Regions from separate parts of the Homo sapiens genome. Here region 1 is linked to region 2. Evidence: chromatin contacts called from ENCODE Hi-C or POLR2A ChIA-PET data. All regions are on one chromosome and are shown on one strand. The core of a region is the stretch at or near the end of the contact, and the rest is flanking DNA. Distances in the headings are between cores, read along the strand shown. Region 1 has its middle 6.4 kb from the start of CIMIP2B. Region 2 holds the start of TPM2 (tropomyosin 2).

Evidence for each region. Hi-C counts contacts between places; a loop is a spot of excess contacts on that map. ChIA-PET counts read pairs that join two places held with the same protein, here RNA polymerase II (POLR2A). Pooled maps may share reads with other maps.
Region 1: a pooled map shows a loop between it and region 2 (2.1-fold over the local background). The contact joins the enhancer-like site here to the promoter of TPM2 in region 2. A Hi-C loop is called at or near these places in 1 of 168 maps with a recorded cell type or tissue (ascending aorta) and 5 of 50 pooled maps. POLR2A ChIA-PET finds 5 or more read pairs at or near these places in 2 of 52 experiments (BJ and activated CD8-positive, alpha-beta memory T cell).

What each region holds. Positions count from the first base shown.
Region 1 is chr9:35,568,136-35,572,484 of GRCh38, forward strand. No RefSeq gene overlaps it. Among named protein-coding and RNA genes, the nearest start is that of CIMIP2B, 6.4 kb to the left of the region's middle. RefSeq lists an enhancer at 1,338-1,497. Within about 2 kb of position 2,721, at least 5 of the 41 ENCODE cell types and tissues checked have a DNase peak (open chromatin) inside an H3K27ac peak, as active enhancers do.
Region 2 is chr9:35,687,827-35,692,463 of GRCh38, forward strand. It overlaps TPM2 (tropomyosin 2), which reads right to left and starts at 2,099. Exons shown (of 9, transcript NM_003289.4): 1 at 1,878-2,099; 2 at 1,320-1,445. The coding sequence starts at 1,991. RefSeq lists an enhancer at 64-541 and a silencer at 3,437-3,516.

The DNA.
Region 1 (4,349 bases), core at 1,471-3,970, 120 kb before region 2:
AGAAGAGACAGAGGTACAGAGAAAGGCAGAATAAAATAAATACCACAATGAAGATCTAAACAAAAACAACTGATCTTATAATAGGCCATGAAGAAAAATCTCAAAAATTCCAAGAAGCACAATAAACCACATTTCCTCACACAAACACAATTTTAAAATTTTAAAATAGGCTAAACAAACAACCAACCTAACACTTAGACATTTAAAAATACTCCCTTGAGCTGGGCGTGGTGGTGCATTCCTGTAATCCCAGCTGCTTGGGAAGCTGAGGCGGGAGGATGGCTTGAGCCCAGAAATTTGAAGCTGTAGGGCGGCGCTATGATCACATCTGTGAATAGCCACTGCACTCCAGCCCAGGCAACACAGTGAGACCCTGTCTCTTAAAGAAATAAAAATTAAAATTAAAAAAAAAACAAAAACACCTTAACCCTTGGGGCAAAGAAAAAATTCCAGTTATACACAATTATTTATAAATAAATGAGAATTCAATCAAAGATGAATTCAGAGGCAACTTTTAGCCTCAAACACATACTGGCCTCATGATTAAGAATATAGACTTGATCCTGCTGGGTGTGGTGGCTCACACCTGTAATCCCAGCACTTTGGGAAGCCGAGGCAGGTGGATCACAAGGTCAGATCAAGACCGTCCTGGCTAACACGGTGAAACTCCGTCTCTACTAAAAATATAAAAAATTAGCTGGGCGTGGTGGCAGGCGCCTGTAGTCCCAGTTACTGGGGAGGCTGAGGCAGGAGAATGGCGTGAACCAGGGAGGTGGAGCTTGTAGTGAGCTGAGATCGCACCACTGCACTCCAGCCTGGGCGACAGAGAGAGATTCTGTCTCAAAAAATTAAAAAAAAAAAAAAAAAAAATATATATATATATATAGGCTTGATCCTGGCTCCATCACTTATGAGCTGTACAACCTTGGGCAAGTTAGCAAACCTCTCTGTATCTCTTTTTCCCTCCTCTATAAAATGAAAATGCTAATAGTGTAAGGATTAACTTAAACGGTACAATAAAGCACAATAATAAATAAACTATCAATATCATTACTAACAAATGTTCTAGTGGGAGCTGCTCTAAGAAACAATTGCCTACCTTGGCTGGTCCAAGTAAAAGAAGAAAGCCAAGAGTGGAAGGAAGAGAGGATATCTTAAGAATGGATAGATTTCCTGAGTATCCAAGGAAGGAACTGTATACTGTACAGACTGCCATATAGCTAGGCCTCGTGAAACGGGAATTGAGAACGTGAAAGTGAACAGGAGCTGAGGCAGCTATTTTCACTCTCACCCTGGGGCCAGGTGCTTCTCTCTGCACATCTGCTCAACTCCGTCTGTCTCTATCTGTCTCTCTCGCTCCCTTTTCCAAATGGACTTGTCACTATTAGTTTCTACTCCCTGATAACTCTGGTATGCATGTGTTCATCAGGAAATTTCTACACCCCACATCCCCCATCATCTCTACAACAGTGATTGCTTAAGCAGAGTGTGCTGCAGAATTACCCAGAGTTTCGATATCAAACCTATAGAAAAGTTGCAAGACAAATGTCACTTTTACCTGACTTACCAGTTGTTCACATTTTGCAACTCAGAAGTATAGTCTCCCATGCGTCCCAGAAGGAAAGAGAAACAGACACAGGTGAGCATCACCATCCTGACCTCACTCATCTCTCTCGGCCTGGCCTCACTGCAGATGCAGAGGCCACCACCTCAACCAGGCAGCTGGGGAGGGAGGAGGGCATGTGTGCAGACCATGATGGCTTCAGCAGGACAGGCTGCAGACAGACTAGCCAGGCAAATGAGTCTAAAAGCAACTAGCCAGCTAACTAAATTAACTAGCTAATAACTAAGCAGTCAATTCAAAAGGCTAGAAAAAGAAGAACGTCATAAAGCTAACAAATATAGGAGAATGAAACTGATAGAAACCAATAAATCAGAAAACAGAAAAACAATTGAACTGTTATAAGAGTTGTTTAAAACAACAACAAAACAAGCAAACTGCTGGCAAAGTTAGCCAAGAGAAAGACTATACAACACCCCTAACAGATTGAGGAAGTGGCTAAAAACAGGCACATAGGAATTTGTGGGGGGTTTTTTTGTTTTGTTTTTGTTTTTGAGATGGAGTCTCGCTCTGTCGCCAGGCTGGAGTGCAGTGGCGCAATCTCGGCTCACTGCAACCTCCGCCTCCGGGGTTCAAGCAATTCTCCTGCCTCAGCCTCCCAAGTAGCTAGAATTACAGGTATGCGCCACCACGCCCAGCTAATTTTTGTATTTTTAGTAGAGACAGGGTTTCACTATGTTGGCCAGGATGGTCTTGATCTCTTGACTTCGTGATCCACCTGCTTCGGCCTCCCAAAGTGCTGGGATTACAGGCATGAGCCACCGCGCCCAGCCAGGAATTTGTGTTTTAACTACAAAAGAATACTAGTGAAACTCTATATAAATAAACTAGAAAATGTCAATAAGAATGAATATTGTCTTGGAAAATATAAATCAAAATCAACTCAAAATGATGGAACATCTGAATAAAATAACAATAGAAAGAATTGGGCCAGGTGCAGTGACTCACATCTGTAATCCCAGCATTTTCGGAGGCCAAGGTTCAGGATTGCTTGAGCCCAGGAGTTCTAGACCAGCCTGGGCAACATAGTAAGACTTCATCTCTACAAAAAATTTTTAAAAAATCAGCCAGGCATGGTGGCGTGTAGTCCTAGCTACTCAGGATGCTGAGGTGAGAAAATCACCTCGGCCCAGGAAGCTGAGGCTGCAGTGAGCCATGATTGCATCACTGCACTCCAGCCTGGGTGACGGAAACCCTGTCTCAAAAAGAAAAAGAAAGAATGGAAAAAGTGGTCAAGTAGATGCCCCTACCAAAAGACCCACACGCCACTTGATTTACAAAATTAGCAAAAACTTAATTCAAGACAACAAATTCAATACCTAACAAACCTCACACAAGTTCTACAGATAAAAAATGCCACCAAATAAAACATCAAACTAGCAACAGCAAAAAAGCAGGATGCTTACTATCACTGTCATCTTTCCTCCAATTCATAGCAGATGCCAATAAAGGATCCCAGTCCCCTTTCTGAGATCTTCCAAGACTCTGCAAGACAGCATGTTTTGAGTGATTTCTGCCAAAGCTTCAGATGAGGGGAGTGGTGGCAAATGTTCTGCTCTTTATCACCCCTGAATTGACTGACAGCTCAGTAAGGGCAGAAACCATGTCTGTCTATCTTGTTCATGATTATATCCTCAGCATCAAGCACAAGTGTCTGGCACATAGTATGAACTACACAAGTCTAGTAATATTGTAAAAGAATAATATACATTAAGACTAGTAGAGCCAAGTGTGGTAGCTCATGCCCGTAATCCCAGCATTTTGGGAGGCCAAGGCAGGAGGATCACTTGAGCCCAGGAATTTGAGATCAGCCTGGGCAACACAGTGAGACCTTGTCTCTACTAAAAATAAAAAATTAGCCAGATGTGGTGGTACATTCCTGCAGTCCCAGCTACTCAGGAGGCTGAGGTGGGAGGATTGCTTGAGCCCAGGAGGTCAAAGCTGCAGTGAGCCATGATTGTGCTACTGCATTCCAGTCTGGGAAACAGAGAGAGACCCTCAAAAAAAAAAAAAAAAAAAGAGACTAGTAGGATTTATTCCAGAACTACCACAGTGATTAAACTAGAAAATTTCTTAGTGCAATTAACATATGATAAACCAAAGGATATAAAAGCCATTTGATCACCCTGGCAGATATTGGAAAGGTATTTTATAAAACTAAATATCTACTTGTGATTCTCCTTAAAAAGGACTTTTAGTAAACCAGGAATATAAACATGATAAAGAATATTTGAAATGAATAGCCAATATCAAACTATATCCAGAAGAAACATCAGAGAGAGGACTGGGAAATAAATCTTATCTGTTGTACCAAATCAAATCAGCTATAGTCACTTATGGGAATGTTACTGGGGAGCTTCTGAAACAGGGCCATAGCTTAGCAGGAAAAGGTACTAAGAAGGATTAACTATGTTTGTTTGCCATGGGCATAAGATGAATGCCAGCATGTCGGATTCATAGTCCTTCACTTTATAAAAGTCAGAACCAAGACAAGAATGCTCATTATCACCTTTACTATTCAAAGTTACTATAGACAATGCATAAAACAAAAATAATTAATAAGAACCATAAATATTAGAAAGAAAGAAAAGAATCATCATCGGCCTAACTACAAAATCCTGAGAAGCAACTGAAGAACAATGAGAACTAATAAGAGTACTGTAAGATGCTTATTACCTGAAAAATATATTCAAATATCAATAGCTTTATTAGGCAGCATTACCAGTTA
Region 2 (4,637 bases), core at 849-3,348:
ATATGTGCCATTTCCTGCCTCTCAAGCTCTTCCCAGTTACGGGGGCGGCTCTCTAACCACAGGACAGGCACTACTGTCCCCATTAGAAAAATGGGAAGCAAGAGAGAGGGAGAAACTGAGGCACCATGTAAGTTGAGTGCTGTGTTCAAGGTCACCAGGAAGCTTGGGCAGTCTTTCCTATCTGCTCCTGGTGCTGCGGCTCTGCCTCCCCAGCTCTGTCCCTGTCCCCCCTGCCCCTCCAGCCCCCACCAGCAACTTGGGTTTCCAATCTTGCCTCCAGCTGCACTGGGCCTTGGTTATTTATAGAGTGTCAGATGCCCAGGGTTGTCTGTGCTAGCAGCTGCAGGTCAGCTCCCTCCCAAGTGCCAGGACTGGTGGAGAACCAAAACTGGAGGCTGGAGGTCACAGAAGCCCAACCCCTGGGGGGCTGGGAACATGAGCAGTCGACACAAACAGCTATGTCATCTCTGATGTTCAGACCATGCTTTATGCTAATCTAACCATAGGTTCATCTTAAAACAATCCTGGGTGGAAGGAAGATGGGGAAACTGAGGCAGAGAATGGGGAAACTACCACCACACCAAAGCCATATGGCCATTCTCCTACCTTAAGCTGGGGGTTGGGAATGGCAGGAAGTGAAGTCTGGTTGGGGTTGTGGGGTGGGCAGAGAAATCTCAGGGTAAATGACCTGCCAAGGTAGCTGCTTTGGCATTTGTGGCCCTGTCCCTCTGCCCTGTGGCCTGGCATGGTCTCCAGGCTGACAGCTTAATGAGGGTAAATGAGGAGCCATTAGAACCTGAGCTGGGGCCCCAGGGCACAGCAGGGCTGCTGAAGCCAGAGGTCAAGGCCAGGGAATTTCTAATGGCCCCTTAGGGTTGTAACTCAAGTGGGGTCTCATCTCTGGATCCCTCTCCCTCCTCCTGCAGGCTAGTACCTCACATCCACATCCCCCCATCCCCAAACGGCTGCAGTCTCCTCTCCAATTTCAGCTGGAGGATTAATTGAGGTAGATGGTAAATTCTTATACCTTCCACCCCCACAATGACTCATTGCTTGATCACTGTACATTCTAAAAGCTGGAACCAAACAGAATTACAGGGCTAAGTCCTCTGGGGGAAGTGGTAGGTGGTTTTGATTTATCCACTGTCTTGGATTACTTGTGTAAGTTTACCCTAGCCCTGGTTACTGAGATGAAACCATTTCTCTCCTGGCGCTGGGGACATAAGGGGATAAGGTGCCCCAATCCTCTTATTCCCATACCCGGGGGGCCCCTTCCCAGAGCCCTAACTCCTCCCATTGTCCCCCAAGTCCACACTCACATCAGTGGCCTTCTTCTCGGCCTGCTCCAGTTTCTCCTGGGCCTCCTTCACGGATTCAGAATACTTTTCCACCTCATCCTCTGTCCCCTTCAGCTTCTTCTGGAGGGCCTGCTGCTCCTCCTCCAGCTGGGACAGAGGGGACTTGGTCAGCCAGGCTGGGAGGGGGCCCAGGCCCAGAATGGAGACGCGGTGTGTGTAGGGGCGCTACTAAGATTTGGAGGCTACTGGGATGGAAGCGGAATAACATAAAAGGGACAGTACAGTCAAGGGTACTGGTGGGACCCGTTGAGGGTACAGAGAAAACTTCAGGCCCCAAGGAGCAGGACCAACCGCGCTCTGCAAAGGCAGAGTGGAAACCAGGGGCCTGGGGCTTCCCCAGGCTATTGTAGGGGAGAGAAGCGGCTCTGGCGAAGGCCCTGAGGGTACTGCGAAGGCCCAGCCCCCACCCTGGGTGAGAGAGAGCCTTGGCGGGCAGGCCCGGGGCTGGGGGACCCATGGCAGCGGCCCACCCTTGCCCTAGGCGCGGGGAGAGCAGGCTGCACTGGGCCCGGCCCTAACCTGCTTGCAGCGGTCCTCAGCTTGCTTCTTGTCGGCTTCGGCCTGCTCGGCGCGGTCGATGGCGTTCTCCTTGTCCAGCTTCAGCATCTGCATCTTCTTCTTGATGGCGTCCATGGCTGCGGTGGGGGGTGGGCCGGCCGGCAGGCGGTGAGGACCGGACGGACTGGGCTGGGTGAGCGGACTGGGTGCACCGGTGGCAGGCGAGGAGGACGGAGCGGGACTGGGACGTCCCGGCCACGCGGGCGCCTAAAAGGCGGGGAGGGACCGGGCGGGGCCGGCAACCAGGACCCTCCCCCACCTCGGCCCAAACCTTGTAGGGGCAGAAGCACGGCCCGGCCGGGGGGTGCGGCCGCCCCCTTCGCCCACCCACTGGGGACCGCCTCCCTTGGGGTCCCGCCCCCATCCCCCTCTTCCCTGCCAGCCGTCGGAGGAAAAAGTGGCCGACGGTCGGCTGGAAAAACCCCGGCGATGCGAAGGGGAGGGGACCCTTGGGCTGGGGGCTCCGTGCTTCCTCTGAGTGACAGCCGGACCCAGTGGCAGCTGCGGCTGGGGCCCCTGGGGCTATTTCGGGGCGTGAGCTCACGGCAGCTGCCCGGGCGCAGGGACCGGCGTGCCCCCCCTCAGCTGCAGCAGCCGCTACCCTTAATTTAGAAGTTTCCTGCAAATCCCCCCGGATTAAATGTCTCTCGGGAGGCGGAGCTCCTCGGCAGTTTGAGTGCCTCAGTTTACCCTGAGTCCCTCTAGGTTTGCGTTATCGACGTGGTGGTAGTAGCGGAGTCTCATCGGGAGCTTGGGGAAACTGAAGCAGGAAGCGAGCCCAGAGCCCCGGTCGCGGTGGGGAGTGTGGCCGGGCTTGCTGCCCCCAGGACCGGCCTGACCTCTCATCCCCTCGCCTCCCCTCCCAGCCCCTGCCCCTGGAGCCAGGCCCTTCCTGCGAGCACCCGGCGGCTCAGGACCCAGCTCCCCGCCCCGCCCCCCACGTGCCCCGCATATTTTCCACGCGGCTGCGGCCAGGCTGGTCACCGCGCGTTCCCCGCCCCCGCTCCCACCCGGACGCGTCCCGAGCCCCTCCGCTCCCCGCCCCTGGCTCCGCCTGGCCCCACTCCCCTCCGCGCGCCTTCCCTCTTCTCCCCCGCTCCCCGCGGACGCTCCTCTCTTTCCCAGTGGGCCAACTTTATGCTGAAATTTCTTTTCTGCCCTTTTTTGGGATGTTTCCCCATTGGGAGGCGGAGCCGGGCTGCGGCGGGGAAGGCGGAGGGCGAGGGGAAGAGTCACTGAGCTGCGGGGCATAGGGGGTCCGGGGCGAGGTGCCTTCTCCCACCCAGGCCGCCAAACCAGCGCCGGAGCCGGGTCGTGGGGTCTGGGAGTCGGAGGCGCGAGGCGCGAGGGTGTTTGTTTTCGTTTTTCCCTGGGGTGGGGTGGGGGGAAAGGAAGTGGAGAGCCGCCGGGAGGAGGGGGAAGGGGAGGAGAGAACAAGCGGAGGAAGCCGGGAGGGAGCTGCTAGCCTCGCCCCCACCCTCCAGTCATAGAGGGGCGGGAGGCCTGGATTTTGCAGTGGGCTGGGGACCGTGGGAACCCGAGGCCGCTGGCCGGGGCGGTGGGGAGGTGGCGTGGAAATGCATTCAGATCTGTTTAGCTGCCTGCTAGCCACACGGAGAGCAACCCTGGCCTGACCTCGCAGTGTTCCTCTAACTCCGTGGAAGACGCCTCATCCACCAGTAGCCTATGCTAGACCACTGGGTATCCCCTGCCCTTCGCGTCTCACAACCACCTAATCCTGGAGAGGCTGCCTTCTACCAAGGAGGTTCCTCCTCGGGTCGGTCTGGGCTGGCCTCTGGCCGCGCCTTATGTTTTCTTCAGTCTGTTTTGTAGTCTTACTTCTAGTTCCTCAACTCATTCATTCATTTGACTGTCCCATGACATTGTTGTCAAATATCTTTTTAAAAGTTAATGCGAATATTATCTAAAATTCTCCAAAACCCCTCCCTAATCCCTGTCCCCCCACCTTTTTTGAGACGGGAGCTTGCTAGATTGCCCAGGCTGGTCTTGAACTTATGGGCTTAAGTGATCCTCCCGACTCAGCCTCCTGAGTAGCTGGGATTACAGGCGTGCGGGCACCCTGCCTGTTTTGAGGAGAAAAAAAAAATCCACATTTCTTAATATGGTATAGAAGGCCCGTTGTTTTGGCTGTTGCCTGCCTCTCTGGCCTCATCTCCTTCCATGCCCAACCTCACCCCCAGTATTCATACTTGTACCTCATGCTGCATTCATAATGAGCTACGTGCAGGAGCTGGAAATAGCCATACTTTTCTTAAAGCTTCCACAGTTTATGCATTCTGTTCTCTCTCCCTAAAATGCCCATCCCCTTGGCTGATTCCTGGTGGCCTTTAAGACTCAGTAAGTGTCAGCTTTTCTGGGAAGCCTTCCCTGGCCACTTCTCTTCCCACCGCCTCACCTAATAGGTGCGTGTTCTTGGTGCGGGCTCTCACCCTCATCCTAGTCCCATGGTATAACTGTTCTTATACCGGTTTGGCGCCTCCGCCGGTCTGTGAGTCCTCAACAGAAACGACTGTTCTCAATTCTGAATCCCCAAGGCCTATCACAGCACCAGGCATAGAGTTGGCACTTCATGAACATTTGCCAGATGAGTTTTTTATGTACCAGTTTCTGGGTACTTATCAAATATACTAATACGGTGTGGGTCTTTTGGTCTTAGAACCCATTACACTCTTAAAAAGTATTGAAGACCCCCAAACAGCT